Linked DNA regions of Mus musculus: region 1 is linked to region 2. Evidence: chromatin contacts called from ENCODE Hi-C data. All regions are on one chromosome and are shown on one strand. Each heading gives the region's core, a stretch centred on a gene start or an enhancer-like site at or near the end of the contact. The rest is flanking DNA. Distances are from core to core; before and after follow the strand shown.

Region 1 (2,710 bases), core at 205-2,704, 3.9 Mb before region 2:
TTTGGGTCTGGGTTCCTCCTGGTTTAATTTCCTACTGATCTTTCCTCTTGCTCTCCGTTCTCTAGCCCACACTTTTCCTTTGTCTGTTTTTACTCCAACTATCTCCTTAAGTGTAGGGCTCTTCATTATCTTTCCTTAAAAGGCACACACACCCTGATGCCACAACTTACTGCATTACCTCAATGTGATTCTCTACCTAATTATCACTTACTTCTACCGCATTCTCCCAATAAACCTTCCTTTCTTAAAAGATATTTTATTTACATTTCAAAGGTTATTCCCTTTCCTAGTTTCCCCTCCGAAAATCCCCTACCCCCTCCCCCTGCTCCCCAGCCCACCCACTCCCATTCCTGGCATTCCACTCCAGGCATTCCCTTATACTGGGGCATAGAACCTTCACAGGATCTAGGGCCTCTCCTCCCATTGATGACCGACTAGGCCATTGTCTGCTACATATAAACCTTTCTAAAAGAACCTGTCTCCACTAACTTACTTTGCGTTATCCTCATCGTTATCACCATTGCCAGCATCCGGCTATGACCTCCCTGTAAAACTCAAGTTGGTCTCAAGCTCCCGAACCAACCTCCCCACTAGCTGAGTGTTCACAGCTGCCTCGTTGCTTTTACAGCACTTAACAGTACTTAAACATTATATTATACAGTTTATGGTACAAGTCTCTGAATCCCATTGCTAAGTAAGGACCTTGAGGGTGTAGAACATTGTTCCCCTTCATTGCTCTGTCCGGGACTGTATTTGGCACATGACAATTTCTTCAAAATCACTTGAACTACTTAATGGCTTTCAAAAGGGAGAACTGGGGAAGCAACCCTCATTTTATTATCACTCCTGCTGACCTTTTAAAAGCACTTTCTCAGGCCTGGATAATGGCTCAGGAAGGAGTGTGAGTCTGGTAACCCGAGTTTGATCCTTACAGAAGGAGCAAGGGAGCGACAGTAGAATCTGTCCGTTTGGGGGTCACATGCATACAGGTTTTTTTCGTTTGTTATGTTGTTTCCCCATACGACACTGCCGTGTGTGTTTCAAAGTGAGAACGGAGATGGCTGCTAGAAGTTCCCGCGGGTTGGTAAAAGAGCTGACGGCTTCAGGCTTTCCAGGCACGCGGCCACGGCCAGAAATGGGACGGTAATTAGCATTAAAGCCCCGCGCGTGCACAAGTGACTCGGAGGGTGCGCCTTGGGTTAGAGAGGACAAAGAAGCCCCACTTTTTAGAGGTTTGGAGCTCGCGCAGAGACACAGCAAGCAGGACAAGACGATATGTGCGCTCCTAGGGCAAGGGCTGCCGGAGGCGAGCACGCCAGGATCCAAGCGTGCGCTGGCGCGGAAGCGCGCATGCTCACTGTGCCCGGGGACGTCACGGGCTTCTGGGACACTGAGACGTTCTCGCGATAGGTTAGTGGCTCTCCGGAAGTGGCTCCGCGGAAGAAGCGTGGCCGCTTCCCCGGTCCTTCCTAATGCGGCGAGCTGAGCTGCCGGCACCATGCAGTCGGACGACGTGAGTTTTCCTCCTCTCGCCTTGGCACCACTGGGTTTTGCGCGGCATTTCGCTCATTTAGGATTCAGTCCCGCACGCTCAGACGGCCCGTTTGTCTCCGCTTCTCCCGGATGGCGAGACTTGCAGAGCCCCGATTTCCGATAGTGGCTTCCCACGCGCGTGTAGAAGGCCAGGCCACCCCAGCCCCAGCCCGCCGGGTGGGCTTCCTTAGTCCCTAGTGCTTGGCAGTGAAGCCCTTTGTGCCAGCTGCCATCTGAACGGCAGTTGTCTCGGGGTGGCAAGGCGGGAGAGATGCGATGTTTAAAATCCGTGCTTAGGGAACTCCTCCATGAGCGCTACCTCTCCAGTGTTAGGCTTTTTATTTTGCTCTGCAGCCTGCCCGAGGCGTAGTTTCGGAAGTAAGACTTCGTTTGTCTGTTCACAGAGTTGTAAGTACATAGCCAGTATCCAACTGGTGTAGGTTCAGTGTGATGATTGGTTGTTAACAGTCGGGCAAAAGACATTTAAAAAAAACCAAAAAAACCTCTGCTCTCATGAGCACTCTGGGGATGGAGAATAACGGTACTATGAAAGAGGAGTAATGGAGAAAGAGCGGTAGATCAGTCACATTGGGCTAAAAACCCCAGAATTGGGACTGAGGCAGCCACTGAAGAGCCGTAGGAATAGTAAAGGTACAAAGATGAGAGATAGGGAAGGACTTGTTACAGGAATCCAGAGGATGAGGGGGAGACTGGATTTGATAGGCTTGCCCGGACAAGGTCAGGGAGAACCTTGAAGGAAATGGTTTCCAGGTCTTTTTTAGTGGGAACTAGGGAGAACTGTTGTATTTTTTTTTTTTTTTAATTTAAGAAGAGCGTGAAAATGAGAGTTGCACTGGGGTATGTTTACCATCGGGATCCTTTTAGAGATGCTAAGTGGGCAGCTGGGCGCACAGACAAATCCGGTGCCCAGGAAAGAGGTGTGACCAAATGATGTGTAAGAGGTCTGACCACGAAGCTGAATAATACACCCACTCCACTTCTCGTTTCCTACAATCCTTACCCCTGTGTGTTTTATTCTTTGGCCCTTCGTTCTTCCCCCCTTTAACTGCTCTAGGGTCCTTCTTGGCTCTTCAGTGCAGTCCATCTAGAGACCTTTATGCTCACACACACACCCCCATATGTGGCTTTAGTGATTGCAACTTGATGCACCGTTTTT
Region 2 (2,700 bases), core at 109-2,608:
TCCCCCTGCCCTGCTTGCTACTTCTTGCTGAGTGTAGGAACTCAGCATGACGATGCACAACAGACACGTGCTCAAGCAGCGAGGCCTTGGTGCTGTGTCCTGAAGATCACAGAACCCAGTGGACACTGACTGAGCTCCAAGATCCCTTCATCGGTGCCTTGGTTCTGGGATCTGGCTGTGCTCCCTGGTGCAGGGACAGCTGCCCGAGAAAATAGGCATGTGGCCCGGCTGCGCCAGCAGTAGCCCAAGGTTCATCACCGCGCCAGGATTCCTCTTGTTTTTGAGTTGTAAGAGGAGTAGTTGGGGGAGGAGACCGGGGAGGGGAGAAGCGCAAAAGTGGGTGGGAGCGGCGCGAGGATTGGGAGGGAAGTAGTGAGCCACGAGGATTTCATCATGCAAACAGGCGGGTAGGTTTCATCAGCGTCTATACTGGGGCTCCAGGGCAAGCTGGGAATGCCTGGTTCCCGGAGGCCGGCCCCCACCCGCGCCAACTCAGCTTCCTCTTCCTCATCCTCCGCCACTTGGGCCAGTTCAACGCTGTGCCCTGCCCCCCAGGCCCGAGGAACGTGTTGTTCTGCACTACACCAGACGCCGCCCCTGCAGGAATCTCTCTCTTAACACAAGCCACAGGTGGCAGAGAAGCACCCTCAGCGTCCAGCCTCCATTAATGAGCGAGTGTCCAAAGCAAAGAGGGCTGCCTCCGGAAAGGTTAAAAAAAAAAAAAGTGTGCAGGCGTCACTTATTCCAAGGGAGATCAACTAAACTTAATCTCCAGGCCAGCCTCTTTCCCTGATCTTGTCCCACCCCAAACTGCCCTGACACCCACAGAGGTCGCCCTTAAGCACATGGTGGTCCTGGCAGAGTGCCTATCTGTATGCTCAGGGCACTCTGCCGTATCTCCCAGGAAAAGGCTAATAATGCAGGCAGTTTGCAGCCGGGTTCCAGACCACGCTCCACCACACCCAGAAGGCGAGCAACCGAGACGGTGACCCTTCTGCTTTCCCGACGCCCCTCGTCCGTTCTGGCCAGCTACCGAACCCCTCGAATGCCGCCCTCCCCGTCGCACGTGAGACTCCGGATCCCGACGTATCCTCCAGCCCCCCGAGGTCGCCCGTGACCCCGGCCAGCGCCTACCTCCCGGGGTGGTGCTGAAGAGCGTGCCGCCCGGAGTGGTGCTGTAGTCCCCGGGCGGGAGCTGCACGCCATCGCCGAGGGCTACGCGGCGAGTGGGGATGGCCCGGCTGGGAGTCTGGCTGCAGCTGCTGCCCGCCGACATGTCTCCTGCACGCCGCCCACGACCCTCCAGCAACCCCGCGGCACCTCGGCCCAGCCCTTCTCGTGCCCGGCCCGCCCCTTCCGCCTGGGCTCCACGCCCCCTGAGACTTGCGGTCCGCCCGGCCCCACCCAGCCCCAGCCCGCTGCCTGCAAGTGGTTCCCCAGCTGCTGACCTAGGCAGCTTCTGTCCTCTCCAGTGCAGGAACCCCAGTGTGGGCCCCTTGGGTTCCCTGGTTCCTCCCCGAGACTCTGGGAAGATCTAGGTAGGGATGACGGTGGCAGAACTCTCCGATTTGGTGGCAGCGTCTCAGCGCACCAGACCGCCTGCTTTCTATATTAGGATGTGACCTCTCGATCCCAGGCCGATCCTCAGAGAAGAAAGGGTGGGCTGATCCTTCGCCATTCTTAACGTTTCTACAGCTTTTACAGTTTTACAGTTTTTAGGAGTCAGAGCAGCGGCTGCACAGCGCACATTCCTGGACTTGGAAGGAGTAGTGGAAGAGTAAGAGGGACCTAGCCAGCCAGCTAGGAACCGAATATAAATCTGATGAGGAATGGGCAGGATCGAAGCTCTGCGTACTGTGGGCTGGGAGGATTAGAGTTAACCGGTCAAAGATCCGCATAGTACTTGGACTGGGTTCCACTCCAGCACTTTGTCTGGTAGTCACTAGGGAGGGAAGGGAAAATGCATGTCCAATCGGTTACAGTGTCTGTGTCAATCAATCTCCATATGGTAGGAAATGCCTATAATCCCGACCGTGAGGAGGCTGAAGCCCTAGGAGGATCCCAAGTTGACAGCCGAGGGAGGGCCAGAACCCTGTTCTCACTGTTGTCCGGGCTGGCCTGAGAGAACACACTGGGCCACCTTCCTCCCTTTGGGAGAAGCATGTTGAAAGGGGTTTTGCTTTTTGCCTTGTTTGGTTGTTCTAGAGGCCCCAGATTTCCTGGAACTACGATTTCAGGGAAGGGCCTGTTTATAAAGTCCAACATCCAAGTTCAGCATTCAAGTGGTCCACACTTGTCCCAGCAATGAGGAGACTGAAGCAGGAGGATTCTAGCCTGTGCTACCCAGCAAAACCCTGTCTCAGACACAGAAAGAAGAGAGAGAGACTTAAGCTGGGCATGCTAGCTCAGAGAAACTGAGACAGGAGCATTACAGAAAAGCTGAGGGCAGACATGGTTGTGGCGAGTTTGATGCACAGCCTGGGCCAGACATGTTAAGACGCTGTCTTAAACCGTGAAAGAGAGAGAGAAAAAAAAACACGGGGAAGGGGAAGCTTGGAACACAGCTCACTTGGTAGACAGTTTACCACGTATACACTAAGTCCACGGTTAAATCCGAAGCATCAACATAAAAACTGAACGTGGTGGCACTTTGTAAGCTTATAATCCTAGAACTCGGGAAGGGAAGGTTGGGGGATCAGC

Evidence for each region. A loop is a pair of places that touch in the nucleus more often than their neighbours do.
Region 1: a map of T-helper 1 cell shows a loop between it and region 2 (4-fold over the local background). The contact joins the promoter of Mak16 here to the promoter of Eif4ebp1 in region 2. A Hi-C loop is called at or near these places in 2 of 37 maps with a recorded cell type or tissue (T-helper 1 cell and T-helper 17 cell).

What each region holds. Positions count from the first base shown.
Region 1 is chr8:31,167,468-31,170,177 of GRCm38, reverse strand. It overlaps Mak16 (MAK16 homolog), which reads left to right and starts at 1,454. Exons shown (of 10, transcript NM_026453.3): 1 at 1,454-1,513. The coding sequence starts at 1,499.
Region 2 is chr8:27,258,985-27,261,684 of GRCm38, reverse strand. Eif4ebp1 (eukaryotic translation initiation factor 4E binding protein 1) reads right to left here and starts at 1,358. Exons shown (of 3, transcript NM_007918.3): 1 at 1,135-1,358. The coding sequence starts at 1,276.